Linked DNA regions of Homo sapiens: regions 1, 3, 4, 5 and 6 are each linked to region 2. Evidence: chromatin loops called from intact Hi-C (ENCODE). Cell type or tissue: mammary epithelial cell. All regions are shown on one strand.

Region 1 (5,000 bases), 230 kb after region 2:
TAGGGGCTTCACTCCCCGCCCTGTGGGGACATCACTCCCCGCCCTGCAGGGCTTGCCAGCTCCCGACAGGCTTCACTAGCACCAGTGAACTCACTTTGAAAACAATTTACATCACATTTCTCCTTCCCAATAAAACTCCAACCTCTTCCTTTGTTCTTAGGGCATACGGGACCACCGTGGTCTGTGCGTACACCCTGGAATGCAGTTCTGTTTTTATATATATTCTCAAGGAAAACCGTTTGCTCAGAGATTCGTCGCTATCTTTTATTTCACTGCGACAGTGTGAAGCTATTCTGAGGGTAAAGTAGGCCTCGGGTAGCACCATTAGCCCTTAGGGGCCATTCCAGCCAGTATATGAAAGTGCTGGTGCATGGGCTGGCCTTTTAGCTGTGGGTGGGGGCTGCTGAAGTCTCCTCGGATTACAGTCAAGTACCAACTTTAGACCATAACTAAAGGGTAATAGATTATTGCTGTAATATTGTTCAACTCACTGCTAGAGAAAGATCTTTAAAAGGTCGAGTGACTCTGGCACTTTGTATAAACCTTCAAGGGTGTATTCTGTAAAAAAAAGCTTTGAAATTACCAATTTCTTTTCTCCCTTGATCATTTTTCCCCCCACAACATAAAAAGAGGTGAAGTAGGAATTAAGAGTTGTACCTGAAACCAATGGGAATCAAATTTAGAGGTGTATTTGTGGTATTAGAATTCCTTGAATTCTACCCTCATTTAATTTGAAACAGCATTTGCTCTCTTGGTTTCCTATTGTTTCTTTTTTCCCCTATGCATTTAAAATTTCATTGGTTCTCAGTTTAGCTCACCCTACAAAGCAATATATTAAAGTTAAATCTGTGTTCTTTACAATGACTGTAATTTTGTAGAAAATGCCTTGTATAAAAAAGTTATTTTAGGCCGGGCGCAGTGGCTCACGCCTGTAATCCCAGCACTCTGGGAGGCCGAGGCAGGCAGATCACGAGGACAGGAGATCGAGACCATTCTGGCTAATATGGTGAAACCCTGTCTCTACTAAAATACTAAAAATACAAAAATTAGCCAGGTGTTGTGGCAGGTGCCTGTAGTCCCAGTTACTCGGGAGGCTGAGACAGGAGAATGGTGTGAACCCGGGAGGTGGAACTTGCAGTGAGCCAAGTTTGTGCCACTGCACTTCAGCCTGGATGACAGAGCGAGACTCCGTCTCAAAAAAAAAAAAAAAGTTATTTTAAATGATATTTGCTAGTGAGCTTTCTCTCATTTTTGTTCATTTATAGATGGAATTAAATCTTTACTCAGAAGGGAAGAAAATGCTTGTCATACTTACAGCAAAACGAAGACACTTGGGGGTCTATGTAGAAATGTAGTGTCTGTGTATTAGTCCGTTTCCACACTGCTGATAGAGACATACCAGAGACTGGGCAATTTACAAAGGAAAGAGGTATCAGGGAGAACTCACAGTTCCATGTGGCTGGGAAAGCCTCACAATCATGGCAGAAGGCAAGGAGGAGCAAGTCACATCTTATGTGGATGGCGGCAGCCAAAGAGAGAGAGAGCTTGTGCAGGGAAACTCCCCTTTTTAAAACCATCAGATCTCATGAGACTTAATCACTATCATGAGAACAGCAAAGGAAAGACCTGCCTCCATGATTCAGTTACCTCCTACCAGGCCCCTCTCACAACATGCGGAAATTCAAGGTGAGATTTGGGTGGGGACACAGACAAACCGTATCAGTGTGCCATTTAAACAAAAGCTAGGGCAGGTGTGGTGGCTCACACCTGTAATCCCAGCACTTTGGGAGGTCAAGTTGGGCGGATCACCTGAAGTCAGGAGTTTGAGACCAGCCTGGCTAACATGGTGAAACCCCATCTCTGCAAAAATACAACAATTAGCTGGGCGTGGTCGTGGGTGCCTGTAATCCCAGCTACTTGGGAGGCTGAGGCAGGAGAATCACTTGAAACTGGGAGGCGGAGATTGCCGTGAGCTGAGATCATGCTGCTGCACTCCAGCCTGAGCAACAGAGCAAGACTCTGTCTCAAAAAAAAAAAAAAAAAAAAAAAAGAGAGAGAGAGAAGCTACAATGTTTGTTTCTTGCTGGGTACATCATCAGTCAATGAGGATTTGTCTTGGAAATGGCTGCAGGTGGAAACACCTAATGGCAAGCCAAGGACAGTACTGCACACACACTCAGTAAGCATTTAGGAAGTGTTTGCTGATAACAGTGACTAGCGGAAGGCACTGCCACTCAATGTATGTTCAAAGTGATTTCTAATGATGCACGGGCCAAATCATTGCTGATGAATTATGTGATAACAGCACTGCCACCTGTAGGCAGGCCTTAAAACCAACACAGTTTATTATCAGCCTCCAGGCCAATCACAGAAATTATCTTGTTTTCTTTTACAATGATTTAAAAATGTGTGTAAGCATTGCAGCTATTTGAATGCCCCCCCTTTTTTTTCTACAAAAGTCTCACTTCGTCTCTCTTCCTGATGTAGATCTTTAACTGACTGAAACTTTCTTTAGTTCAATTAAGTACAGACTTTTTATTATTTGACTTAAGATCTTTTGACTTTATACAGTGCAAAAGCGATCAACACTCGGTAGTCACCATGCTTCGAGCACCCATGCAACCATCTTCTTTTTCACTTTCAGTACAGTATTCAAAACATTACGTAAGATAGTCAACACTTTATTACAAAATAAGCTTTCCGTTAGGTGACTTTGCCCAGCAGAAGGCTAATGTGAGTGCTCTGAGCACATTTAAGGTAGGCTAGGCCAAGCTATGGTATTCGGTAGGTTAGGTGTATTAAATGCATTAAATGCATTTTTGACTTATGATAATTTCAAGGTATGATGGGTTCATCAGGGTCATAACTGTATTGTAAATTGAGGAGCATCTGGACTCAATCATCCCAGGACTACTTTAATAGGATGTAATTTGTAAAGACACCAGAAATAGAGCTAGAATGGCTTCAGAAAAATCCTTTATCTGGAGAGTCAAGTTAAGACCAGTTTCCTCACTATTATACCTGAAAGACAAATATTTAGTCAACTTGGAAGTTTTCCATTCAAACATTCCGTAACCAGGTTGGTATCTATGCACATCCATGCGTGGACGCAGTGGTGAACTCAGGCTCTACTTAGGAAATGCTGGTTTGGGCAAAAATAACTCGGGGATTCTGCCTTGTTGGTCATGATGATGTTCTCTTGAGAGTTTAACTCTATTACATTGTAGATGCTGGATCACAAGGTAAGTGGGTTGAGGGAATACTGACTTCCAATTAAAGCAGTGCGACAATTTCATTGTAACGTACATGACAACTGACCAGGCAGAAGACAGTGACAAAGGGGACTCTTTAATGATGAAAATCATCCAGGAAAATGGCGTGATTATAGGCATATGAGGGCCTAGAATGCATTTTAAATTGTTTCCAATTTATAAGAGTGATTTTAAGGAACTGAGAGAGCCACATAGAACCAAGAAGAAAAAATAAGAGTCATTCAGAAGAGAAGCAGCAGCACAAAGGAAAGTCAGGTTTGCTGAGATTAAATCTATCCTTTGAGATATGAAACTCTCATTCTACAATACTAAAACATTGCATAATAATATTTTCTTTTAAACAGTACATTTAGCCATATAAATTGATTTGAAAACACAAACCCAGTCACTAAATGCCCAGGAATTATTTGCTAGAGATTTACAAGTAGAAAAGAAGCCGTCCAACTCACAGGGGTGTGGGATCAGCTACACCTATTTGTTTGCTTCCAAGACAGCTTGACATTCCTTCAGATTTGATCTAACCGGGTCAACCAAGTGGGCTGGAAATATTGCTGATGTACATGGAACGCTTGCCGGTTGGGCTGCTCTTATCAGCTCGGTGTAAAGTGGACTAAAGAAGCAGAGATTTTAGAAGAAACGCTTTGTGAGATTCCAATTTTGAAGCTATTGTCTCTGTACTGCGAGGAGTAACACAAATAAAAATCTGAAACTGGATGGCATAAGAGAAGGAAGTGTGTTCCTTGGAAATACCATGCAGATTTTTGACTAGGTCCTAGGAGGACAGAGCTAGAAAAAGAAATTACTTTTTATATGCAATATATTTAGCTGAAGCCCTGGGGTGAAATGAAAGGCTCATGATGAATAGATACTTTGGGACAACTCAGAGGTCCCTTGGCTTTAAAATTCCTGGATACTGTATTTAACCTTTAGAACTCTCCAAAAGCATACTGCATGCAAGTTGCTCCCTTGAAAATTCCCATTTTGAAAATAAAATCTAGAATTACAGAGCAAATTATGACCCAGTGCCTGTGTCCAAAACACATGTATGTGGCCTTTGAACAGTGGTTACAGCTGGGAAAGGTCTGCTGACAGAAAGTGGAGGTAGTGAACTGTGGGACTGCACTTGAAAACATGTTTTTCTTTCAAATTGGTGAATATACCCTTTAATACTGAGGTGTGTTAAAGCGGCTTATTTCCTAATCATTGCCCATATTTCCTGCTGGCATATATTTATTTTCTCAATGCAAATTTCTATTGCAGAAGTCCTTTTTGATTTAGAAGTTGGTTTTGCCAAATCAATATATTTGTTCTCCAAGAAGACGGATGTTAGGTGAGTTTGAGCACTTGTGAGAAACACTGCGAAACTTGATTTATATTTGAGCAAAGAGATGGCCTGTGACAAGGGCCAAAGATACTGAGCAAGCGAGAGAAACAAAATGAGTCTTTCGTCCAACCTCCTTCTTTGACAAGTGGGGAAACAGAGGTTTAGATTTTTATTCCAGCTCATTTAGCTTGGGAGTTTATAGAAGAGAACCTAAGCTCCTTTTACTCCGTTCAGTTCCATTGCTAGGAAATCTACGTATGGTTTACCTGGGTTGCTTTGTCATTGTTTAACTGGAAAGAACAATTATAATCAAACCATTATTGTTGACCTATCCTAAAGGTGACATGGTTTTCCTGACTTTTTTCAAATCTTAAATTAAAGCATACATTATTAAGTATCCATAA
Region 2 (5,000 bases):
TGTGCTATATCCATGTTATTTCAACTTTGTGTGAAGTTACCCAGCTATTAGTTTATATAACATTTCTGGTTTGGGATATCTACCTTGTAAAAATTCTTCAAATATATGAAAACAATTCTTATCTTCTTTCTAGAGTAACATTATTCAACTCTCAACATTACTGTGGTCAACTCTTATCATTTAATGTGAATTTAATGGATGACAAACTTGGCAGACGTGTCTCTCCCAAGGTGTCAAACTCAGTCTTACTAGTCTGCCACGGAACTTGAGGAGACGAAACAGAGGGGCCGTCTCCCACGCCATGCTGTCTTACAGCTTCTGAGGATGCGTCTTCCTGATGCCTCTGCTTCAGTTTTCACTCGTGCTACTTCTATCCATTTCAGCATCAATTGGTTCCTAGATTTTCGGATTTAATAATTCAGTAAACATTCAAAACAAAAATTAGGATATCAAACAGGTTTTCTGATTTTTGATTTTTAAAGTCAGAATACTAAAATTCACATTCAATTCCTCTCACTTAATATCGCAAAGTGTCTATTATCTATCTTTATTTTTCTAATTTTACTATTGGCTAAAAGACAATTGTTTTTTCCAGGGAGAGGGGAACATATTTGCTCCCTTTTATGTATGTTATTTTTGTTTTCTTTCACACTAGCTTTTTCTTGTTTATCCTTTTTCTAGCAAACAACGTCTTGCTTTTACTCTTCCATGAGAAACTTTTCCTGTCTTACCAGTTTGCAGACTCCCTCCCATGGTGCTTCTCATAGCTGCAGCTATCATAAATAAACAGCTTTATTTATTTATGAAACAGCTTTCATAAATAAACAGCCCCAACTGAAACTCACTTGTTACTGTTTAAGTAGAAAATCTTGGTACTTCTGGAACATATAACGTAGCCAAAATTAACATAAAATAGGTAACACAGAAGACTGGTAGAATGCAATGTTCCAGGAATGTGTATTTTGGGGATATTACAGTGTCCCTGTCTATATATTCAGAATATGCTGTATATTCAGATGAATATAAATGAAAGTTTCGGTCAGTCGAATTTTTGTTAGTCCACGTTTAAAAAGACCAGGGTATCAAGACTTTGGGAGTTGTTATTTAAGCAGATTAGCAAATTCAGTTAGCCAAATATTCAGTAACTTCAAACTTTCTCCAGTTGCACTGAGATTACCTGTGCTAGAGAAACATCAACACTTTTATCTATTATTCCAGAGCTGCAGAATTCCAGGGAAAGTTTAAATGTTTATCATAATATTATTCACCAAACTAATACTATAAACTTCCACACTTAATTCTCTGCCTTTATAGCCCATGAGTTGCCTTTCAGCAAACCGTGCTACAATGATATAGAGTTATTTACATCCGCTTAAGCCTATCAAAAGAGCCTCAGACATTTTGTTCAGTTTGACTGATAGAAAAGCCTTCATCTCAGCACTCCAAAAATATTATTGTGCACACATCTCCCCAGGGCATGTTACTATATGCTGCTAACAAAACGGTAAATAAGGTAGTTAAGGGGCTGTATTGGTCAAGTTTCTATTTTGGAGAGGGAAATATGCAACACACCAGGAAAAAATTAGAGAAAATAAATAGAATAGTTGCGAATTACAGTGAGTTGTTGGAATCAAATAGATAGGTAGGCCTAATTTCTATTGCAGTGTCGACATGTGAGCTGAGAGCTGATGGATGAGAAGCAGCCAGACAGGCTGCCTTCAGGGGAAGAAGCCAGAGGTGCAGAGGTGCTGATGACAGAAAGGGGTGGGGACTGACCTGCGAGATGGTAAATGCAGAGGAGCACGGAGAGAAAGAAGGCTGGGTGCCACGGAAAGTAGGAGCACTCACTGAACAGAGGCTTTTAGATTAGGAGAGTCTCCTTTGAAGACCTTGGCTCACGTCACTGGGTTTATGACTCAGAAATAGCTTCTAGAGCATTTGCTATGTTGAATGCCTTTAGGAACTTGGAATGTATGGAAGAGACATTTAAGAATGAGAAGAGTGTTTTCGGGCGGCAGTTCAGTGCCTTCTGTCCTCAAGGTTCACAAATGAGCTGTCAATGTGGGCTCTTCCCATGAGGTTTAGTTTACAAGAATCTGCAAACCACAGCTGAAACCCTGTGTAACGATCAAGCACAACCCGGGCATTTGAATTTCTGTTATGAAGCCCTCATGGTTTATTTAAACAGTTCACACTGGTTTATTTAACCACAAAAACACAAATTGTTGTAGGGTTTTAGAACTGTACATTTCTTAAGGGTATTATTTAAAGAAAAAATATAATGAACAGTGTTTGAACACAGGAATTTCTATAAAGGTAAGACAAGTGTTGTTTTCCTTCCTTCCTCTCTCTTTTCTTTCTTTCTCTTTTCTCTCTTCCTTTCTTTCTTTCTGTAAAAGATACTTACTATCGATTTATAGTCAGTAAACACGCTTTAACATTTTAGTAAGACATCATCAAACAGCAAATGGGCAAAATACAGTTGTAGAAGAAAATACGTCCTTTATTTGAATATATGTCACCAAAATAGAATAAATGTAGAATGTCTTCCCTGCCCTGCTTTTCTCCTTCTCCACGACAGGTGGCGCTCCTGAACTACCACAGGATGCGCGCGTTGCCAGGCCGCGGCTCCCCTGGGGCCACGTTGCGAGTGTGCAACGTGGTTTCAGTTTGGCATTCTCAGAGAATAGCTGAGACTGGATTTAACCAACTAGTGTTTATGTCACAATGTCCAGGGGAGTGAGACTGCGGTTGATAGGAAATGTGTTTATTGATATTGTCAAGAATCTGGCCAGAAACCCTATCATTACAGATCACCAGACAATGAACACTCACACAGAATGTTGTTCGAACGTTGCAATCATAAAGGAAAAGGAATCCGCTTAGCGTTTTAAATTTTAGGTTTGGAAACTTCTTAGAAATTTCTTTGAGCTGTCGAATCCAGTATCTTTGCTAAGAAGCTAGAAGTATCACAAAAACTAGTTTTTGAATGACTTTTTTCCTCAACTCCATTTATTTTTAAAAATCTTGAAATATCCACATATTATTTTCCCCTTTTTCCACCATTCAGCGATTTAATAACATACATTTGATTCAAAACATGTTTGCATTTTACACTGACATTGTAACTAAATAAGAGATTGGCTGTTTCATTTACAGCCAAGTAGCTCTGCTGTGTTCAGGTGCAATTGTCACAGGTAAAGTGTGTGCCATAACCAGGGCCACTCACAGTTCAACGGAACCAGGGAAAGAGGCAAACACGTTCTGTGACCCAAATGGCAAATCCCTAAGGAGAGCTTGCTGATGAATTAAAATGGCATTAAAACTGGACCCAAGAAATTGGACTGAGAGAGAGTTTCAGTGAGACAGACCTCAGGAAATCAGGAAATTCAGGTGATTATAGAAATCCCAGGATGTCTGAGCACTGATGCTTCCAGGTATTCACCTGCTCCATCATATTCTCCCTCTTAGTTTCTCTCGGTTTCTCCCTTTCTTGGTTTCTCTCTCTCTTATTCGGTCACTAATAAGTTCTTACACAATCTATATAAGATGATGTTTGCCTTCCAGGTAATGTTCTACTTTTCTATTTTCAAAGTTCCACGTCTCCTAATACAGCAGATTGAGGAAATGAATATTTGCCTTCTCCATTGTTTAAATGTCCACTCACTTTTTCATAAACTACTTCCTTACATAAACTGTTCTCTGCTGTGTGGTCCCCTGCTAGCCAATGCCTACAGGCTGTTTGTGCATTGTGTCTTTTCTTATTATACAATTATATTTAGTGTCACATTCGAGGATCTTGAGTGGTTCTAGTTAATCAGCCTTCCCCCAGGGGCGACTTCTCCCCTGCAGCTCGATTCTTGTCATAGATGAGCCTTAGACACCGTCTGATGCTCAAGCACTTTCTTCTGGCAGTGCCCTTACAGGAGGGTTAGTAGGAGTCGGCTGTGGCATGGGCCACACACAGTCGGGGTCAGAAGACTGACTAACCAGAGGACTTCCAGCCAGAGACCATTTTCAATATTTGGGGGACTCTTCCTCCTTCTTACACCTGTATTCAATCCAGGTCAGTTACTAGGGCTTTCTTTTGTGAAGAGGATTTCAGCCATTCTTTAAGGGTAAACTTTGTTTCAAGGCTTATGAAATTGGCATCTGTGCTGAGGTGGCCTTGTCTCTAGGGCAACAGGGGTTTTAGGTCCCCTTGTCATAGAGTTCTGGTAACCCCTGGGCCAGAATTGGAAATCCCCAAGCCAGGTGACATTAAGTTGCTAAGTGATACATAGTGTAGGCACTGTGAGATGTCAAGGTGGCCTTATGGCTGTCATTAATCTTATAGCCACGATATGTCTGTCTCTTATAGTAGACTACACATAGTCGTAACACTTCATCACATTCATTGTACTTACTCCTTTGTCTAATTTTCTATATTGCTTTCTATTGAATTAGTGCCTGAGGGCAGGGACCACATTTAGTGTTTACTGTTGTTTCCATAGTGATACTCAGTACAGTGTCTGGCCCATTGGAGGTACAAATCGGTCTTTGTTTAATTTAAATCTTGATGAATTAATTGCAGAAAATTCAGCAGAACACGTGTGAGGCTCTTCCGAGAGCAGGGGTCCATTCAACTGCATAGGCTGCATACTCGCGATCCTGCACTACTTCTAATAAACTAGAAGTGTTTACTGCAAAGCTCTCCTCGCTGAAAAATTTCAAGTAGTTCTTCTCAGCGACATAAAAACAAATCTGCTTAAACAACAGGATGTTTGCCAAATATGTGCTACTACTTTTCTTTGCTTTCTGGGCTCTCCATAGAGTCCACAAATACTGGCCGTTCATTTGTAGAAATGAAACTTCAGAGACTCACCTTCTGCAACGGCTACTTCTAAACTTGACATAATGTGTTTTTCAGTTTGATTATTAATGACTTTCCCTATCTCACACCTTTGAAGTTCAGCGTTGTCAGTCACCCTGGCATCATTTCTAAATGGAACGTTGGATGT
Region 3 (5,000 bases), 700 kb before region 2:
TGAGGAATCTACAACAGTCAAATTCATAAAAACAGAGAATAGGACAGTGGTTGCCAGGGGCTCAGGGAGGGGAAACGGGGTGATGTTGGTTAAATTGTACAAAGTTCAAGTTATAATAATTTCTGGAGATATAATGTACAACATGGAACAACACTGTGTCATATTCTTGTGTTCTGCTAAAGGACTAGATCATAAATTAATTACTGTCAACACACACAATGGTAAATATGTAGAGATAATAAATATGCTAATTTGCTTGATTGTGGTGATCATTTCAAAAAGTATAAAATATCAAAACATTAAGTTACCTTAAATTTACACAATTTTTATATGTCATGTTATCATCATAAAGCTGTTAAGAAATATTTAGTAAATAATGTCTACAACCTGGGAACTTTCTCATGACAGGGAGGGCTAGAGTAGGAAAATGGAATTTTGCAACAAGGATAGGGTGAGGGACATGGGAAATGATTGATCAAGTATTTAAGAAATGACCTGGGTGGAAGCTACATCAGAGAGTATGAGCTTTAGAGCATCTGTCCTCAAATTTTTGGTTTCAGGACCACTTTACATTTAAAAGTTATTGAGGACCCCAAAGAGCTTTTATTTACTTGGATTATATCTATCTATATTTATCATATTAAACATTAAAGCTGAGAAATTAAAAAAATATACTTATATGTTTACATAAATCACATTTTTATTTAAAGTTATCATTTTTAAACAGTAAAGTTGGTGAGAACATTGACATTGTTTTATATTTTTAAGTATGTCTTTAATGTCTGGTTTAATAGAAGAAAACTTCGTTCTCCTTTCTGCTTCTACATTTAATTTCTTGTGACATCCCACGTCAGGTAGCCTCTGGGAAACTCCAATTATACTTGTGAGAGAATGAAATTGGAAAAGGTCAACAAAACCTGTGTATTTTTATGAAAAGAGTTTTGACCTTGCAGAGCCCCTGGAAGGGACCCAGGGACTTCTCAGGGTTCTCTGGCTCATGTGTTCACAGAGTAGAGGGTAAGTCCACAAGAGAAGGCAGTGATTGGCTGTGGGAGGTCTTGCTGAGTGGTGGTAGAGAAGAGGTTGGATGTGTAGAAAGTATGGTCATTGTTGTCATTTCTTTTCCCTTTCCTTTGGCTTCTTGTCGCTGGGATTTCCTCTTTAGCTGCCTAATGAAAGTTTTTGTTTTGTCTTTCTGAGTCTTGATACATTTCAAGAAGTCTTCTATCTCATTTATTTTTCCACCCAAATTTGGAATTTAGGAAGAGTCCATATAGCTATATTTAGATAATTTATCTCCCTGAAGACATTTTGGGATCATTTATAAATCTCTGTAAGCAATGCTCTGATGTCCCTTTATTTTGCTTAGAGACTGGGTCTTGCCGTGTTGTCTGGACTGGAGTGGCTCGATCGTAGCTCACAATACGCAGTACAATCAAACTCCTGGTCTCAAAGCGATCCTGCCACTCAGCCTCCACAGTAGCTAGGTCTGCAGGTGTGTGCCAGCACGCCTAGCTTTTTATTACTATTATTATTATTTCATTATGCTGCCCAGGCTGGTCTTCCAACTCCTGGCCTCAAGTGATCCTCCTGCCTTCTGCCTTCTGAAGAGCTGAGATTACAGCTGTAAGCCACCATGCTGGTCCCGATGTCATTTAAATACAAACAAGATACTATATTCCTTGTAGGAAGTGCTACATAAACATAATTTTTTTGAGCTAGGGTCTTGCCGTGTCACCCAGGCTGGAATGCAGTGGTATGATCACACTCACTGCAGCCTTGACCTCCAGGGCTTAAGCGATCCTCCCACCTCAGCCTTCCAAGTAGCTGGGACCTGAGGTGTGAGCCACCAAGCCCAGCGAATTTTTCAAATTTTTGGTAAAGATGGGTGTGTCATTGTGTTGCCCAGGCTGGTCTTGAACTCTTGGGCTCAAGTTACCCTCCTCCCAGGTCTCCCAAAAGTGCTGGGATTAAGCACCCGGCCCTAAAATTTCATTCACTTTCTTTGTTTGTCCACAAGGTGGTGTTGTTTCCCCACAAGGTGGTGCTGTTTCCCTTCTAATAACATGAGACAGCTCACTCAAGAACATCAAGAACACGACATTCTCTAAAAAATATCACAGTAGTTCCTTTTCCATAACTATTAAGTTTTCAAGGTGTTATCAGGTTTATCTCATAGAAAGAATGTGTAAAATTTTTCATGTACAAACATAATCTTTTAGCAATGAGTTAAAAAATTTGGCATTGTCTGAATGAAGATTTCCTTTTTCCTATAATTTTATTTATTATAATTATATTTTTAGTGATATCAATTGCTTTATAAAAACTCATTACCGAATGACTGTGAAATCGTCTGCTTTGAAGCACAGTGAAATCAGTCAGCATACTGGGTCTAACACGGTTCCTTCCATTTTAAGAAAGCTATTTACACTCCAATTTGCAAGTTGGACTTTACAAAAATTAAAACATTTATAAAATATACTAACTATGATTGTTTTAAAAAGTAATGGTTTTTTTATGGTAAGGAAATAAATTGAAGCTCTGTGTTGGAAAGTGCAGAAAACAAATCAGCATTCTTTATAAATAGATTTTACTGCTGGTTTAGAAATTACCTTATGTGCTTTATAGATGATGGAAAAATGAAATCAGCTGCAGTTAGCACTGTGCATGCGTCGTATTTGCTGTGTCACTTTTAGAAAGATTATGGAATATTGGCAGGTCAGGATTCTCAAAATGATCAGTTCTAAGAAGAGGCTAAATGAAAAAGAATTTAAAAGCAAGCCTAGTTGTTTAATATATACATGGATGAGTTAAGGGGAAATCCTGGACTGGGAGCTAGCAGATCTATGTTCTGACTTTTACTAAGTCATTGGCTGCTACAGCAGGCCGAGCAGACATAACTGCCAAGGCTGCCTGGGAGTTGGGTTGACTGGCAATTGGCACAGGGAGGGAGGGCAATTGCCAGAGTAATGGCCAAATATTCAGGGTTTCATGTTCAGTGAAGTAGGGCATGCATTTATATCCCAAAGGCAAAACTGACGCTAGAATCAGGCCTTCTGGCTGAATCTGAGTCCACAGTCTGATGGGTAGGATGAAGTAGTCTCAGAAATCCAAGCCAGCCAGAACCCATGAGGTGTGCTCTGCAGATATTGGCTGGCAAGCTGCATTAAGATGTTTCATTCCATTGAGCAAACATTCCTTGATTGATTAGGTTAGCATCCCACAGGAGCAGAGACAAATTCTTCAGAATTTGTCCATGAAGCTGTAGTCCCAGAGCTTATATTTCAAGGGCAGAAGGAGGAAACAGCATTTCAGGATGGTAGGTGATTACAGCTAAACCGAATTCTGAAAATAAAAGGAACCCTATGTCTTTGTCTGCTCAGGCTGCTGTTACAAACAACTGTAGACTGAGTGGCTTAAACAGCACATACTTGTTTCTCACAGTTCTGAGAAATCAAAGATTAAAATCTGGGCCAGCAGAGCCAGTGTCTGGTGAAGGCCTTCTTACTGGTTTGCAGGTGTTCTTGTTGTATCTTCACATGGCTGAGAGAAGAGGGCTCTAGTCTCCTTCTCTTCTTATTAGGATGCTAACCCCATCGTGGGAACTCCATCCTCATCAAAACCAAATTACTTCCCAAAGGTCCTCCTTCTAATGCCATTCTATTGTTAGAGTTTCAACATGTGCATTTGTTGATGCAAACATGCAGTCCACAGCATCTTATCTAATCAAATCAGTTGCCCCTTGAATAAAATTCTAGCTCCTATAACAAGACTTAAAATTATGACTTGGTTGTTGCCAAAACGGTCTATCTGGATTTGCTAGAAACCAAGCATATTTGAATATTTCCTCTAAAGATTTTCTCATTCCTACCCTATTATGTATATTTACAGAATTCTTAAATAATTATATACACAAGGCTTCTATTAGCTCTGACTAGAGCTTCTATTAGCTTTGACTATTGCAAGCAGCTTTATAGCACTGTAGGTAAAGCATGTGCTTTGAAATCATACAATAAAATTTATTACATGCTAAGCACTTTATATTCATTATTTAATTTTATCATCTTAATCACCTTCATTATTACCTCCATTAAACCCTATTTGTTGGCTACCTATATTATTCTGATTTTGCAAAACTAAATTTGAGAGCCTTTCCCAATGTCACATAAGTTAATAACTGGCATAGCTGGGGCTTGAATTAAAGTCTACCTGATTCCAAGATCTATTTACCATTGTTCTACAATATGTACTTTTTAGGTCCCTGAGAAGGCTAACAGCCTTTCTTTTGAAATCTGCCTTCTTCCTGGATAGCAGCTTTATTAATATGTGATTAGGGCACCATATTTCAGGCAACAAATTCTTTGAAATCTTTCATTTCCATAGTGAGATAAGGATCAGTTCTGTGGCATTGTCTGCCAGAAAACATCATTTGGAGACTATCTTGTACAAGAAGTAGAAGACACAGCTGGGGGCCTGTGGAGGACAGAAAGCTCACAGCTTCTGTCCATACCCCTTTCACTTCCTCCTCAAGGAGATGGACCTCTGTGGTTGGTCAAGCTTAAGGATCTTTTATGGGCCACAGCTAATGGTGAAATCTTCCTAACTGTAGGTGAAGATTTATGGGCAAGTTGGAGAGTTAAGGTAGCTTGTGGCTGCTCCTTTTAGAAGAAAGTCTGATCATTGCTCTCTTATTTGTGGAACCCCTATGCTTGGTAAGACATGCCTGAAGACCAATCCTGTGTCAGTAGACTTCATATCTACTCTCTTCTACCAATCACACAACTACAGACAAATAAGAAAAATAAAACAAAGCTCAGACACACTCCCCTGGCATGGAGGTCACTCTCTGGCTGGCTGCTTTTCTCTACCCTGGTGCCTCCTGGGTGTTCGGCTCTTTCTTAGACCAAATTGAGACATGGGTTTGGGATTAAAGAGAAGTAAGTGAGAGGGGTCTCTGGCCTGTTTTGGCATTAGACCAAGTAAATAACAGAGTTCTTCTG
Region 4 (5,000 bases), 800 kb after region 2:
AGAGCCAAGGACCACTGGCCAATACACCCACTCCCTACGGACTCCCAGTCATCTCCCAGTGCATCACACTTAGTCATGAATGCAGAGACAAGGACCACTGGCCAATACGCCCACTCCCTACGGACTCCCAGTCATCTCCCAGTGCATCACACTTAGTCATGAATGCAGAGGCAAGGACCACTGGCCAATACGCCCACTCCCTACGGACTCCCAGTCATCTCCCAGTGCATCACACTTAGTCATGAATGCAGAGGCAAGGATCAGGAGGCACTGGGGACAGAGTTTTCATGTGAGTGGAACAAAATCAGTCTGACAGATTAAAGGAAACACAAAAGAAGAGAGAGAGTGCAGAAACAGAAAAAGTTATATTCGGAACCCTATTTCTAAGTATCTTTGAAGATACAAGACCTACAGCAAGAAAAAGATAGCAAGGAGAAGCAGCTCTTTCGTAATGCATATATAGGTGGTAAAATTATAAACACAGCTAAGACATGATGACACTAAAGGCAGAAAAGTGTTTGACTCCTGGGGGTACTGGGGTAGGGGCATGAGGAAGAGTGTGGTGACTGGAGAGGGACACCTGGGAGACTGCTAGGTTTTGGTAAGACTTTATTTCTTTACCTGTGTGGTTGTTGCATATTATATGGCTTTATAACCACTTGTTAAATATACATTTACATTTTGCACATCTTTCTATATGTATGCTGTATGTCTCTTTCTCTCACACACACACACAGTGATAAAGGGCAAAAATGGAGAAATTGAAAGGGCTCTTGGAAAATACAACTCTGACAATACCCCACCCTCCTTCCAAAAAAAGAAAAGATTGAAAGTGGAAGATGGAAAGTCGAGGTGGGAAATGAGGAAGCGTATTTGCAGATGATATAAAGAAAACATTCTCCCAAAATCATCCACAGAACTTGAAATAGAAAGGAAAAGTCTACTTTTAATGAAAACAGGAGTGAGGTGAAATGCCAAACCTCAACACAGAGAAAAAGCCTGCCAGCCCAGGGCAAACTGAGCAGGGCTGCTTGTGGGGAGGAGCAGAGTACTGACACTGAGGCCGCGGACACCATAAAGCCCAATGTGAGAGGCCCGTCCTAGAGGGCTCGCCACAGTGGCACTGGAGGCACGGGCTGCTACTAATTTCCCCCGGTCCCGGGTCACAGTCTAGAAACAGAGGTAGAGTTAGACGTGGGCCACCAAACCCACCACAGCCAGATGACAGGCTGGGGCAGAGCAATGGCCGCTGGATACCAAATATGACTGTGAGGCTCTACCTTGTCCTAGCCAGGGACCTGGCCCTCCATGAAATGCTTCCCTCTACCTACAGGAAAGAGACGGTTCAGGAGAAACAAAACATAGTCCAAAATGAGGAATCAGAATTAATTATAAATGCCTTAAAATAATGCAAAATAAGCAGAGTTACACAAGCAGAAAATGCATGCCCGATCCAGAAAGTGCATCCGAAACTGTAAAATGTGGCCACTGAGAAGCTGCACCAAATATTTTACCACTATTAACAACAGGCAGGCGCAGTGGCTCACGCCTGTAATCCCAGCACTTTGGGAGGGCGAGGCGGCTGGATCATTTGAGGTCAGGAGTTCGAGACCACCCGGGCCAACATGGTGAAAACCCATCTCTACTAAAAATACAAAAATTAGCTGGGCGGTGGTGGCGCTCGCCTGTAATCCCAGCTACCTGGGAGGCAGAGGCGGGAGAGTTGCTTGAGCCTCAGAGGCAGAGGTTGCTGTAAGCTGAGATCACGTCACTGCACTCCAGTCTGGGTGACAGAGAGAGACCCTGTCTCAAAAAAAACACGAAAAACAAAAAACAAACAAAAAAAAACAACAAAAAACAACAACAACAAAAGAATGCAAAATAATGAAACAATCGCCACGCTGAGCCAGAGGCAAATGGCCAACCACCAGACCACAGGCAGGCTATGACGGGCTAGTCGCCCTCTGCCATCCTGCTAAGGCACTGCAGTCATGTGAGCAAGCCTGGGCGAGATTAGCCAGAGCCAGCCCAGACCATGGGAACTCTTCAGCAGATCCTTAGGTTAACAAACTGTTGCTGTTTGAAGTGACTAAATTTGGGGATAATTTCCTAATCAACAGAAGCTAACAGACACACTTGGAAATTACAGATTTGAAATAGATGTGGAATGTCTCCCTCATCACCTATGTTCCATTGCCCTTGGAACAGGGGGGCTGTGAATCAATATGTGGCTTGTAGCTTTGTGTCTAGAAATAGCATAAAAAATTGTTGGGAAATCAAGGCGGTGGCTTCTGATTATCCATGTGGCCCGCAAGCACCCTGACTCTTGTTTGTGGCAGCCACATAGGCCCTGGATAGGTGAAAGGGCAAAGGGAGCTGTGGGTGCCCCAGGACACCAGCTGTGTCTCCCGGCCTGTATCCTCCTTTAAAGCCCAGTAAATGTAGCATCAGATTAAAGCTGTCTGTGTCTTGCAAGTCTGATGGCCAGCTTGAATCTGTAATCACAAGGGCAGTGTGTAGCAGTATTCAATACTGAAAGAGCTGAGACCTGTGAAATTTTGCACCAAGAAAGTGCAACCCGGAAATTTTATACCAACTATTATTTCAATCAAGTATAAACGCAATACAAACTGATTTTTGAATGTTCAAAGATATGGGAACATTGTTTATATGGAACTGCTTGGAAAATCTAGCAAACAACAATCATCAGTGAACCAAATGTTGATAGGGTATGAAAAGTTGCAGCCAGGGCCTGGTGACGAGCATGGAACCTGCCTGATGGTAGGAGAACTCAGTGAAAGAGACAAGAACGGGAACAGAATGTCAGCACTACAAATGTTAAAACCATCGCTGTGATCTGACTACCACGGAGTGTTTTGTGTGGCATCACTGATTTTCTTCTCTTTAAAACACAGGGCAGAAAAAGCATAGAAGTAAGAAAAAGTAGCAGAAAAGAAAAAATAAGCGTGTGATTCACAATGAAGATATGCCAGTTATGAATTCTAGAGATTAAATAACAGAGCATCAATGTTCTTAAAACAAAAAGTAGGCCGGGCGCGGTGGCTCACGCCTGTAATCCCAGAACTTTGGGAGGCCGAGGTGGGCGGATCACGAGATCAGGAGATCAAGACCATGCTGGCTAACATGGTGAAAGCCCGTCTCTACTAAAAATAAAAAAAATTAGCCAGGCATGGTGGCGGGCGCCTGTAGTCCCAGCTACTCCGGAGGCTGAGGCAGGAAATGGCATGAACCTGGGAGGCAGAGCTCGCAGTGAGCCAGGATCGCGCCACTGCACTCCAGCCTGCGCGACACAGCAAGATTCCGTCTCAAAAAAAAAAAAAAAAAAAAAAAAAAAAGTAGAGCATGCATAAGGAAAGACACAGACACAGGAGCACAGCAGGGAAAATTACATCACCTCTATCAGGCTGTGACTGCTGAAGAGAGCAATAGTAAGTCATGATGTAAAAATGTAAATCACATAGTTTTCTCTAATTGACAGATAACAAACTTGGCACCTTAAAAATATAGAATGCTTTTTTTTTTGATTCCACAGATCATAAAAAAGACTATATTTCAGACCACAAAACTTCAGTAATTTCTAAAAAGCATTTTTAATTATTTGATTAAGATGCAGTGAAATTAAATAAACAATAAAACTCCAAAACACTAAAAAACATACAGTTTTTGGAAGTTTTCTTATATCATTAAGGGCCAAAGAGAAAAACGTTGAAGAATATTTGTAAAAGAACTGACCACATATGACAACATCTGTATGACCCAGGTAGATCTGCACTCAGAAGAAATTCTAGAGCCTTAAATCATCATATTAATAAAAACAAGAAAAAACTTTAATATATCAACAAAATATAGACAAAATATATAAAATAGACAGAAAATTAAGGCAGAACTTACTGACTAAAGCAAAATGGTAGTAGTAGTAGTATTTTTTAATTTAAGAGCTGTATCTTTAGCGAAGAATTTAATATGTAAACTACCTTATTCAAGAAAAAAAGAGAATGATAGTACATTAAGCAAGAAATAAGTAAAGGTCAATCACAGATAGAGACCCCTGCAATAGACCACTAAGACTACTTAATTTCATGCAAAGATCGAACAGAGGCTTTGCCTAATCTCCAGGCCGTGGGAGTCTCAACCTGAGAGAGGAAGGAGTCTCTTCTCCTGGACCTGATAGTCCAGGGGAATCTGTGGGTTGAAGGTTCTGTTCACATGTTCCTATCTCACATCTCAGAGCCCTTCTTTCCATTGAGTGCCCTCACTTTGTGTAGGACCCCTTTTAGGGCTGAGAATTTAGCCTATAGTGAGTTAAATCATGGTCTCCAAAAAGATATATCCATGTCCCAGTCCCCCAAAACTATGCCTGTGACCTTATTTAGGAAAATGTTATTTGCAGATATAATTAAGTACCTCAAGATGAGATCATCTTGGGTTATCCAGGTGGGCCCAACATTCAGTGACATACAGAAGAGAAGACACACAGAAGAAAAGACAGAGAGTATAAGTCCATGTGAATATCCAGGCAGAGATGAGTGTTGCAATCAAGAGTCCAAAGAAGAGAAGACAAGCGTATGTTCCAAGCACACTTACCCAGTTTCTTGTTCTAGGCAATTCTGTGTTGAGCTCCTCTGGGGCAGAACAAAAGAGTATTGAAAGTATTGTTGTCTCTGTGGACCAAAGCCTGTACTGACCACAAAACAAAGCCCTTCTTGGATTCACCCTCAGCCCACACTCAATCATGTGGGTACATGGCAAGAAGAGACATGAAAAGATAAAATGAAAGAAAAGGGGCCTCTTTGTCTCAAATCCCAGAGAGCTGAAATCATGGCCTTCCTTCCGGATCAGGCTGAATGGTGGCCCCCAGGGAGATGAGTCCGTGTCTTATTCCAGGAACCTCTAATTGAGACCTTATTTGGAAAAAGAGTCATCAAAGATATAATTAAGGCTTTGAAATGAGATCATCTTGGATTATCTGGATGGGCCTT
Region 5 (5,000 bases), 590 kb before region 2:
GAGAGTGAAGTATCTTTGTGATATATTCCAGGAGACGGGATGCTGAGGATGCTGGATGTGGGCAAGGACCAAGCTGTGGTCACACCGCTTTCGAGGTCACAGGCAGGCCTGTTTAACACCATAATGAATTCAGGAAGGAATGAAATGAGGCAAAAGGCCTACGCTATGACTGGATGAGCACTGCCTCAAATGTCCCCCAAAGGTGGGGGTTGCAGAGCACAGGAAGCCAAGGGGTGGGGCATGTCTGTGGTTAAACATCTTCCAATTCCCAGCTCTGCCCAGGTAATTCCCTTTCCTTCAGACCTTCTGGTTTTATTTAGTTGGCTGGTTTTACATTACTGTGCTCAGCTGAAGCTTTTGCTAATCTATTCACATTCCCAACACAAGATAAATCCTGCATATTTTTAAAAATGTGTTTAAGACTATAGGCTTATTTCTACCCAGATTATTAAAAAGTCCCTCTCATGATGCTGGTTTGCAGGAGCTCTCTAATCAGGCGCGCTACCTGCTTTCCATCCTGCCTTTTGGGATTTGAGGTGAGGCTCACCCTACCAACCCCACATAGCTCAGAGGGTGCAGCCGTGTGTGCTCTAGAACATTCTGGTTAGGGGTAGGTTAAAGCAGCATTATCATGTCTTTTGGAGCCCACTGGGCTACATTCTAGTCTTGGTTTCTTCTTGGGTGAGCCCATTAGGTCAAAATTTATTTCTAAAGTAAGAGAACAGAACTGGGTACCTTTTAAGCTGCTTCTGGCTTCTGTAATCATGCGAGGATTACAGAAGTACTTAGAAAAACTTTGCATAGTAATACTTTAAGAAGTACAGGACTGGAAGGGCCCTGAGAATCATCTAGTTTCTTTCCCCAGATGGATTTAAATTCTCAAGTTACATAAAGAACTCATCACATTTGAAGGTAACTGGGGAGAGAAATGAATGAGCATTTGTTGAGCATTGGCCATGGGGCAGGCTACTGGGATTCGTAGAACAACACTGCAGGAGGCCGGTTACTCTTGTGGGTGATGGCAGGGAACTTGGGCTTGGAGTTTCACAGGTTGTGGAGCTGGTGAGTGGCAGTGCCTGGATTTGCACCCAGCCTTGTGGACTTCTAGAGTCAGAGCTCTTCACTCTGGTCTACACAACTGCTTTATTATAATTATTTTTGGAGACGGAGTCTCTCTCAGTCACCCAGGCTGGAGTGCAGTGACTCAATCTCAGCTCACTGCAGCCTCCGCCTCCCGGGTTTTAGTGATTCTCCTGCCTCAGCCTCCCAAGTAGCTGGGATTAGAGGGGCCTGCCACCACACCTGGCTAACTTGTATTTTTAGTAGAGATGGGGTTTCACCATGTTGGCCAGCCTGGTCTTGAACTCCTGACGTCAGGTGATTCACCTGCCTCAGCCTCCCAAAGTGCTGGGATTACAGGTGTGAGCCACTGCACCTGGCTCACGCAACCACTTTAAAAAAAGACTAATTTAAATACTTCTCAGTACCAAGAACCCAAGGGTAAAAAAGAGTCATTTGACTGACGATGAAGTGAGGCAAGTTTGAGACTGAGTGTCCCCTTGTACAGATGTAGCTGCTGAGGCATGGAAGCATTAGGATGTGTCCCCGACCGTGGATATGTCAGTGCAGCATCAGGGCTAAGACTCTGGGTGTTCTCTCCTTGACTTACCTCTTTCCACCTAGCTTAGAAGGGTCTTGTCGAGAGAGTCTGATGTGCAGGTGAGATTATGTCTCCAAGTCTAAGACATGGTGGGCCATGTGTGACTGCCAGTTGCCTCTTCTGCACGTGCGTTCTGAGCGTGATCTCACCTGTAAAATGTCCGTAATCCTGGGTACCCCAAGGTGCAGTTGTGAGGCTGCATGGGCTGACGCGTAGGACAGAGAGGGGCTCATTAAATGTTGTTTTCCTCCCTTCCAAATGAGCTGGATTTGGAGGGAAGCAGACTTCCCGAGAATCAGCGGCTTGTCTGTAAGGTAAAGTTATTACGACTGGAAACTGGACACACTAATTTTTTCGTTTGTGTTTGAACTTGGATGGCCTTCACATGGCTGCATTCTGTGTGTCTAGGCTGCGGTCCCTGACTGGGCATTTGCCAAATACAAAGTGATTTTCAAACTAAGTCAACCCCATTGCAATGTGTACTTCAAGGCAACATTTGAAGAAGGTATTGGTTTCAAAAACAAAACAAATCTACACACAAGAGACATACATACGTGTCCTCACTGGACTGTGTAACGTCGCTGACCTGTGAGATAGGACAGCTCTTTCCTGTTCATACTGGCATCCCCATCTCTTTTGACATACCGCAGTGGTAATTGTTTACTGTTATGAATAAACGTTAATAGGCATTTTTCACATTGACAAAAGCGTTTTCTTCAATATATAACAGCTACTGAAAAAGAACAATTAAAATATTTCAATATCACTCCTTGCTTTGAGTCATCCTTGGTGAGATGTAGTTTATCTAAGCAGTCACAAGAGTCATGCAGGGTCCATGACCCAGATGAGGCCTTGCGCACTCAAGACCTCTTGTATTGAGTAAAGTGTCGCCAGCTGCACGCAGCTATGCCCAGAACTCCTCCCAGGTGCGGTAAAGACGGTGCAGGAATCGCCCTTCGCCTGTGTGTCCAGCAGAGGGCAGTAGCGTCCCAGTTTTCCTTTCTGACACGTTTGCTTTTGCATGCTGCGGTTGCATAGCGTTCTGAGGCTCTTGGGTGGCTGACACATAATTGCAGACATTAAGCGTTTCTTAGGAGAGGCATAAAATGTATTGTGAGGGCAGTGAAATCCTTTGTCAAAACTTCTCTGAAGATCTGACCCCATACCGTGACAGTGCAAGGCTTGAACGTATGCCTGTCACTCACCAGCTTGTAGTCTCTTGCGTCCTGTGAACCTCATTGGCCAAATGTTTTTGTGTTGCTTTATTTTGTTCAAGTAACGACAGCACTCTCTGTGATTGTGTTAGGATACAATTTTACCCAACTGTCAATAAATGAATTTTGTCATTTTCATATCAAGTACTTCTGAGATTCCATATTCCCTTGAGCAGCAGAGTATTGGGACTTGATAAGAAGGAAGGAGGTATATGTCCTCTCTTTCCGCCTCTCCAATCATCCTCCTCTCTCTAGATTTTTCCTGGGAGCTGTCTGGCCGTTTGGCTTAAGTGGAAACCACGGATAATTTTCTTTCTTTTAAGAGAAATTAGTTCTCGAAAGGCAGAAAGAAAAATAGAGAATTTTGGTGAAAGCCTTTGGTGAATTCTCTTTGTGTTCTAGGTCAGCCCTGGATCTGGGTGGATGGAAATGCTGTATGTCACTTATCAAAGAGGTTGCTGCTTTATACGGGCCACAAAAACTCTTTATATGGGCAAACTGTAATAAAATGCTATGGGCATAGTAGTTCAGAACCACTAATGCTTATATCTCTTTGGGAAAAGTCATGAAAAATATTGGGAGATGAAAGCAGGGTGTGGTGGACCCCATTTAGTTTGTGCTCTAAGCCCCCTGCTGTTTGTGGTCCGTGCTGGAGCTGACCAGTGGGCAGTCACATTGCAGACCACATCAAATTTTTTTTTAAGTAAAGGGAGAAAAAAATACAATGGACAAAATATATATCCATAGCTTGGAAATGCTTGGAATAACCTGCTGTGCATGGTGGCCCCAACTTAGTGATGCAGTGGCTCTGGGACATCAGAAAGCCCTTGGAGGTCAAGGTTCAGAATTGTGTTCCTCTTGGAGAGTTCTCAGAACAGAAGCTCCTCAGAGTTGGCCATTTTGTTGTCCTTGTAGAGAAAGTGCCAGCACTTAGATCATAGTGAGTCTTCAGTATACGATTGTTGAGAGCATGAATGAATGAATGAATGAAGCACATAGTCATGTTTTAAAAATTAGGACCGTATCAACTGAAGATTATTTTTATTAGATACATATAATCCATATTTTCCCATTAAAAACTGAAATTTTTATTAAAAAATGTATTTTATTCTATTTATTATTTGTACTACTCTTTAAGAAATTATGTGGGTATGGTGACTCATGTCTGTAATCCCAACATTTTGGGAGGCAGAGGTGGAAGAATCACTTGAGGCAAGATATTCGAGACCAGCCTGGGAAACAGTGAGAAAGCCTCTCTAGAAAAAACTTTACAAATTTTCCAGGCATGGTGGCACATGCCTGGAGTCTCACCTACAGGGGAGGCTGAGGCAGGAGGATGGCTTGAGCACAGGAGGACGAGGCTGCAGTGAGTCATGGTTGCAGGACTGCTCTGTATCTTGGGCAACAGAGTGAGACCCTGTCTCCAGAAAAAGAAGACAGAGAGAAAACTGAACTCAAATCTTTATAAAATGGGTGTATTATACTACAAGTTTAGATACAATATACATGTCTAATCATTTCCTAGCATGCTAGGTATAGCGAGGTAAACAAAGAAACTGGGAGACAGAGTCCTTGCCCTTGAATTGTGCAATGTAATGGGGAGATGATGCCAGCCCACGTGAAAGTCCTAAGAAGGGGTAAGATGGCGTATTACTCAGGCTAGAGTTCTCCTTGGACGCTGAAGTAGAGCTTGCCTATGCCTGTTGGAACACCTGTCATACTCTGGAAATTATTTACCTGGGTATCCTGTCTTGCCTGTTAGAGGAATAAGCTATTGAGAAGCAGGGAGCCTGTCTTACATATGTGAACAGCCTTCACCGGGCCTGGGCAATAGTCGCAAGGCAGTAAATACTGGCTGAGTAAAGGAGCAGAGGCCAAGTGCTGGAGATGAGCCTGGCATTTGCCTGTAGGTGTAGGGTGGAGAGGAGATGTGGCTTGGTAAGAAATCCTGCTGACTGGAGAAGGGAGTTGGTGTGGAGAGTAGCAGAAGTGAGTGTGTGGCAGCTGATGGGTGTTGCCATCAAGGTAATCAGGGAGGAGCCTGGATGAGATGTGGCAGCAACAGGGAGCCGTGTGAGGAGGAGCACGGCACAAAGGCAGTGTTCCAGGTGATGAGCTTGGCTGTG
Region 6 (5,000 bases), 78 kb after region 2:
CTAATATGCTATTATTAAAAAGTCAAATATAACAGAAGCTGGTGACATTGCAGAGAAAAAGGAATGCTTATACACTGTTGATGGGGGTATAAATTAGTTTAACCATTGTGGAAGATAAAGGTGATTCCTCAAAGACTTAAAAACAGAACTAACATTTGACCTAACAATCCCATTATTGGGTATACACTCAAAGTAATACACATCATTCTATAATAAAGACACATGCACACATATGTTCATTGTAACACTATTCACAATAGCAAAGACATGGAATCAACCTAAATGTTCATTAATGCTAGAATTGATAAAATAAATGTGTTACATATACACCATGGAATACTATGCAGCCATGAAAAAGAATGAGATCATCTCCTTTGCAGAAACATGGATGGAGCTGGAGGCCATTATCCTCAGCAAACTAACGCAAGAACAGAAAACTAAATACTGCCTATTCTCAATTACAAGTGGAAGATCAATGGTGAGAACTCATGGACCCAAGGAGACAAACAACAGATACTGGAGCCTATCAGAGGGTGGAGGGTGCGGAGGGAGAGTATCAGGAAAAATAACTAGTGGGTACTAGGCTTAATACCTGGGTGCTGAAATAATCTGTACAACAACCTCCCATGACACAAGTTTGCCTATGAAACAAACCTCCGCATGTCCTCCTGACCTTAAAATAAAAGTTAAATTTAAAAAATACAAATTGGAAAGAAAACATAATGTGATAGATTGCTTCACAACCATAGGATTTCCGGAAGAAATATGAATTGGAAGCATCAGTGTCTAAATGCAGTTAAGAAACTCATGCTATCAGAATCATCTCTTGGTTGTTTTCCCTCCCAGATTGTCTTTTCTCCCAGGGACTCACTGACAGTGAACAGCGATCATGCCTAGATTTACCCTGTATCTGCCCTCAAAGCTGACGTGGAGTCAAATGCCACAAATAGACTTGATCATGCAACCTTGATTCTCTTTCTGAAAAATGTAATTAGTAACCCTCCTGTCTATCATATATTTACAGAAATACTGATTAGCCTTGGTGTAAAGCTTCTAATAAACAGTAGGCATTGTTAGAAATTTAATTCATTCATAGGGTTTTTTGAGCCTAGCGATACATTTGCTGCACTGACACATAATTTATCATTTTAGAACTCTTGGTTCATGCTTTTTAATATTTGAGACATGGATATCCTTTAGCTCTGTGAGTGATACTGAGGAAGGAAAGGGCAGGATGTGCATCATGAAGAAAAACTATGATCAATTTAAAACAGGCTATCAGGGAAAACTTCACTGAGATGAATGCGTGGACAGGCCGCCCAGTTATCAAAACAATTATTGAAGAAATCATTTCTATTGTTCTAAGAGGTAATGTGTGCCTCAGCTCTTCCATCCACTCAGTTTTTACCAAATCTTTTTTTTTTTTTTTTTTGTTCTAGGCCCACCCTCTTCCCGGATCAACAGGGTCCAAGAGCAGGAAAGTGGAATTGAATACCTGGACTAAGACCAAAGAATGCCGCAGTGCGAGTTGGGGGGGATAAATTCCAGGTATTTCTTCTCACTTCCAAATGTAACTGAATCTCTTTTATCTGGAAATACAACCTGAGATCATAGGAAAGAGGAATCAGGCCAAAGCCACTTTTTGGCATTGGTACGTCAGAAATACCATAGGCACAGCTTTTCCACAGGGTGGTATTTCTTGTTTGGACATCTTGCTGATCCACTGAAAACATGCATTTGTGAGAAATGCATGGGAACCATTTCTTTTTTATAAATAAGGAAATACTTTAGTAGAGGGTTAGTATTGGATTCTTACTTTGTGTATTTTCTTTTAGCAATAACACCTTTTTCCTTTCTTTGCTATGTTAGGAGAGAAAGAAGACTCCTGTTTATTGTACAAACACAGTTGCTTTTACATTTCAGTGTGCTGCTCTTAGAAAACAAACCAGAAAGCCACACATATTATTTCTACATGGTTTCCTACCCTGTGGGAAATCAGTGTTTTGAAACTTCAGCATATTATGCATAAATAAACATACCTCATTGGTCTCACATATTTTGGATAAATGATTTAATAAGAGAGTAAAGCAACAGACGAAAGCTTTGCCTCTAAAAGATTGTTCCGTTATAAGCTATTTCCCTTTGCTAAGATACTGTTTTAACAAAATATTTCTCATTTAAATTCTGGACACGCGGGTATTTTAGGTTTTGAGCTGTTGCTCTAGTCGGTCTGCGCCTGCAGATGGCAGCGCTCCTTCATCGTTGCAGCGATGTGGATTGAAATGCACTGGAGCGTCAATGGAAGGTGAATTTATGAAGTGAAATCAAACTTCAGAAATCTATTTTCAGGTATATTCTTCTAGTTTTATGAAACCATAAGCTTATGTTGTTTAAAATGCTGTTATAAATAGAAGTGAACCTCAGCCACCAGCCTGAAGGCTGTCCTTTCTGCTCTTGGGTGTGGAAGATGTCTCATGGGAGTGCATCGTCTCTTCTCAGTATGTGAAAAACAAAGTGGCCGGGCGCGGTGGCTCACACCTGTAATCCCAGCACTTTGGGAGGCCGAGGTGGGCGGATCATGAGGTCAGGAGTTTGAGACCAGCCTGGCCAATAAGGTGAAACTCCCTCTCTACTAAAAATAGAAAAATTAGCCGGGCGTGGTGGCGGGCACCTGTAGTCCGAGCTATTCAGGAGGCTGAGGCAGGAGAATCGCTTGGACCTGGGAGGTAGAGGTTGCAGTGAGCGGAGATCACACCACTGCACTCCAGCCTGGGTGACAGAGCAAGATTCTGTCTCAAAAAAAAAAAAAAGAAAAGAAAAGAAAAACAAAGTGACTGACCCACTGAGAAACATGTTCTCAGACCTCAGTTCCAGAAAATTATGAATGGCTAAGCATTACTGTAGAGTAAATCTGTTTCATTTTTCCACAGGTTGGTCTGTAGATCACATTAGGGAAAGGCTGGGCAATTCTGTCTTTATAAAATCCACACTTTCATGAGTGCCATAATAATTCTACGGACACCTTCAGTGGGGCTTGTTAGAACACTGCTGCTGATGCTCCCTAGACTTCTTTTTCAAAGAACCATTGGTTTAATCAAGAAAACAGAAATCCTTGACTGGAGAGATTTATTAAGCATTTAACATTTTTTTTTTTATAAAAAGCACTTAACTTCATTTTAAGGAGTCAAAAATACAAGAGTTGTGGAGTAGAATTTCTGTAAATTAAGTAACCAACTGGAGCTCATGAGCCTGTGCTAGATTAGCTGGGAGTAAGAGTAACTGATCATAGTTGGTGTGTGATGACACTGGGCCAGCCGCTGTGCTGAGGTGTTTGGTTGTTTTAACTCACATAAATCTACATAGCAACCCTACTATTTTCTTTCAGTTCTATGATGCTTAGTTTTTCATATTTTAACAGTTCTAAAATTAGGATATGTTCTAAAATAGATGACTTCTGACAATCCCTATCCATGAGGCAGAAACTGAGGTACTATTTGTTTGTTTGCTTTTGTTTATTATTATTATTATTATATTATTATTTCAATAGGTATTGGGGGAACAAGCGGTGTTTGGTTACATGGATAAGTTCTTTAGTGGTGATTTCCGAGATTTTGGTGCCCTCATCACCTGAGCAGTGTACACTGTACCCGGTGTGTACTCCTTAATCCCTCACCCCTCTCCCACCGTTTCCCTCAAGTCCTCAAAGTCCATTGTATCACTAGTATGCCTTTGTGTCCTGATAGCTTAGCTCCCACTTATGAGTGAGAACATACGATGTTTCCTTTCCCATTCCTGAGTTACTTCACCCAGAATAATGGTCTCCAATTCCGTCCAGGTTGTTGCGAATGCCATTATTTTGTTTCTTTTTATGGCTGAGTAGTATTCCATGATATATACACACCATATTTTCTTTATCCAGTTGTTGACTGATGGGCATTTGGGCTGGTTCCATATTTTTGCAATGTGAATTCTGCTGCTATAAACATGTGTGTACAAGTACCTTTTTTTGTATAATGGCTTCTTTCCTCTGGGTACATACCCAATAGTGGGATTGCTGGAAGAAATGGTAGATCTACTTTTAGTGCTTGAAGGAATCTCCATACTGTTTTCCATAGTGGCTGTACTAGTTTACATTCCCAGCAGCAGCGTAGAAGTGTTCCCCTTTCACCATATCCATACCAACATTTATTACTTTTTTATTTTTTGATTAAGGCCATTCTTGCAGAAGTAAGGTGGTATCTCATTGTGGTTTTGATTTGTATTTCCCTGATAATTAGAGACGTTGAGCTTTTTTTTTTTTTGAGACAGAGTCTCACTCTGTCGCCCAGGCTGGAGTGCAGTGGCGCGATCTCGGCTCACTGCAAGCTCCGCCTCCCGGGGTTCCCGCCATTCTCCTGCCTCAGCCTCCCGAGTAGCTGGGACTACAGGCGCCCGCCACCACGCCCGGCTAATTTTTTGTGTTTTTAGTAGAGACGGGGTTTCACCGTGTTAGCCAGGATGGTCTCGATCTCCTGACCTCGTGATCTGCCCGCCTCGGCCTCCCAAAGTGCTGGGTTTACAGGCCTGAGCCACCACGTGCAGCCGAGATGTTGAGGATTTTGTATATGTTTGTTAGCCAATTGTACATCCTGTTTTGAGAATTGCCTGTTCATGTCCTTAGCCCACTTTTTGATGAGGTATTAGTCCTTTATCAGAAGTATAGTTTGCAAATATTTTCTCCCACTTCGTGGGTTGTTTGTTTACTCTGCTGATTATTTACTTTGCTGTGTAGAAGCTTTTTAGTTTAAGTGCCATTTATTCATCCTTGTTTTTGTTGCATTTGCTTTTGGGTTTTTGGTGATGAAGTCTTTGCCCATGACAATGTTTAGAAGGGTTTTCCGATATTAGCTTCTCAAATTTTTATGGTTTCACATCTTAGATTTAGGTATTTAATCCATGTTGAGTTGATATTTGTATACGGTGAGAGATGAGGATCCAGTTTCATTCTACATGTGGCTGCC

Evidence for each region. Hi-C counts contacts between places; a loop is a spot of excess contacts. Peaks named below come from ENCODE experiments on the same cell type or tissue, not always from the same donor. Only the 100,000 strongest peaks of a DNase experiment are listed, where the experiment ranks them.
Region 1: it touches region 2 in a loop (12-fold over the local background); 7 of 110 quality-filtered maps call a loop at or near these places.
Region 3: a loop joins it to region 2, with 22 times the contacts of the local background. A loop is called at or near these places in 2 of 110 quality-filtered maps.
Region 4: a loop joins it to region 2, with 3 times the contacts of the local background. A loop is called at or near these places in 2 of 110 quality-filtered maps.
Region 5: it touches region 2 in a loop (8-fold over the local background); 8 of 110 quality-filtered maps call a loop at or near these places.
Region 6: a loop joins it to region 2, with 9 times the contacts of the local background. A loop is called at or near these places in 2 of 110 quality-filtered maps.

What each region holds. Positions count from the first base shown.
Region 1 is chr4:188,968,626-188,973,625 of GRCh38, reverse strand. No RefSeq gene overlaps it. Among named protein-coding and RNA genes, the nearest start is that of LINC02508, 190 kb to the right of the region's middle. In mammary epithelial cell, a CTCF peak has its summit at 2,322 (motif pointing left); no DNase peak of the experiment used is centred here.
Region 2 is chr4:189,200,039-189,205,038 of GRCh38, reverse strand. It overlaps LOC124900838 (a long non-coding RNA gene), which reads right to left and starts at 1,894. Exons shown (of 2, transcript XR_007058428.1): 1 at 1,777-1,894; 2 at 158-396. In mammary epithelial cell, a CTCF peak has its summit at 2,587; a DNase peak (open chromatin) is centred at 2,678; H3K4me3 peaks cover 187 bases.
Region 3 is chr4:189,901,645-189,906,644 of GRCh38, reverse strand. The region is part of intron 2 of FRG1-DT (FRG1 divergent transcript); the gene reads left to right. Among named protein-coding and RNA genes, the nearest start is that of LINC01596, 23 kb to the right of the region's middle. In mammary epithelial cell, a CTCF peak has its summit at 2,026 (motif pointing right); no DNase peak of the experiment used is centred here.
Region 4 is chr4:188,400,439-188,405,438 of GRCh38, reverse strand. No RefSeq gene overlaps it. Among named protein-coding and RNA genes, the nearest start is that of LINC01060, 53 kb to the left of the region's middle. RefSeq lists an enhancer at 1-588. In mammary epithelial cell, a CTCF peak has its summit at 1,970; DNase peaks (open chromatin) are centred at 114 and 4,688; H3K27ac peaks cover 3,806 bases.
Region 5 is chr4:189,790,840-189,795,839 of GRCh38, reverse strand. All of the region lies in intron 3 of FRG1-DT (FRG1 divergent transcript), which reads left to right. Among named protein-coding and RNA genes, the nearest start is that of LINC01596, 88 kb to the left of the region's middle. In mammary epithelial cell, a CTCF peak has its summit at 2,626 (motif pointing right); a DNase peak (open chromatin) is centred at 2,649; H3K27me3 peaks cover 160 bases.
Region 6 is chr4:189,121,588-189,126,587 of GRCh38, reverse strand. It overlaps LOC105377613 (a long non-coding RNA gene), which reads left to right and starts at 413. Exons shown (of 4, transcript XR_001741964.1): 1 at 413-478; 2 at 1,440-1,548; 3 at 2,206-2,349. In mammary epithelial cell, a CTCF peak has its summit at 2,231 (motif pointing right); no DNase peak of the experiment used is centred here.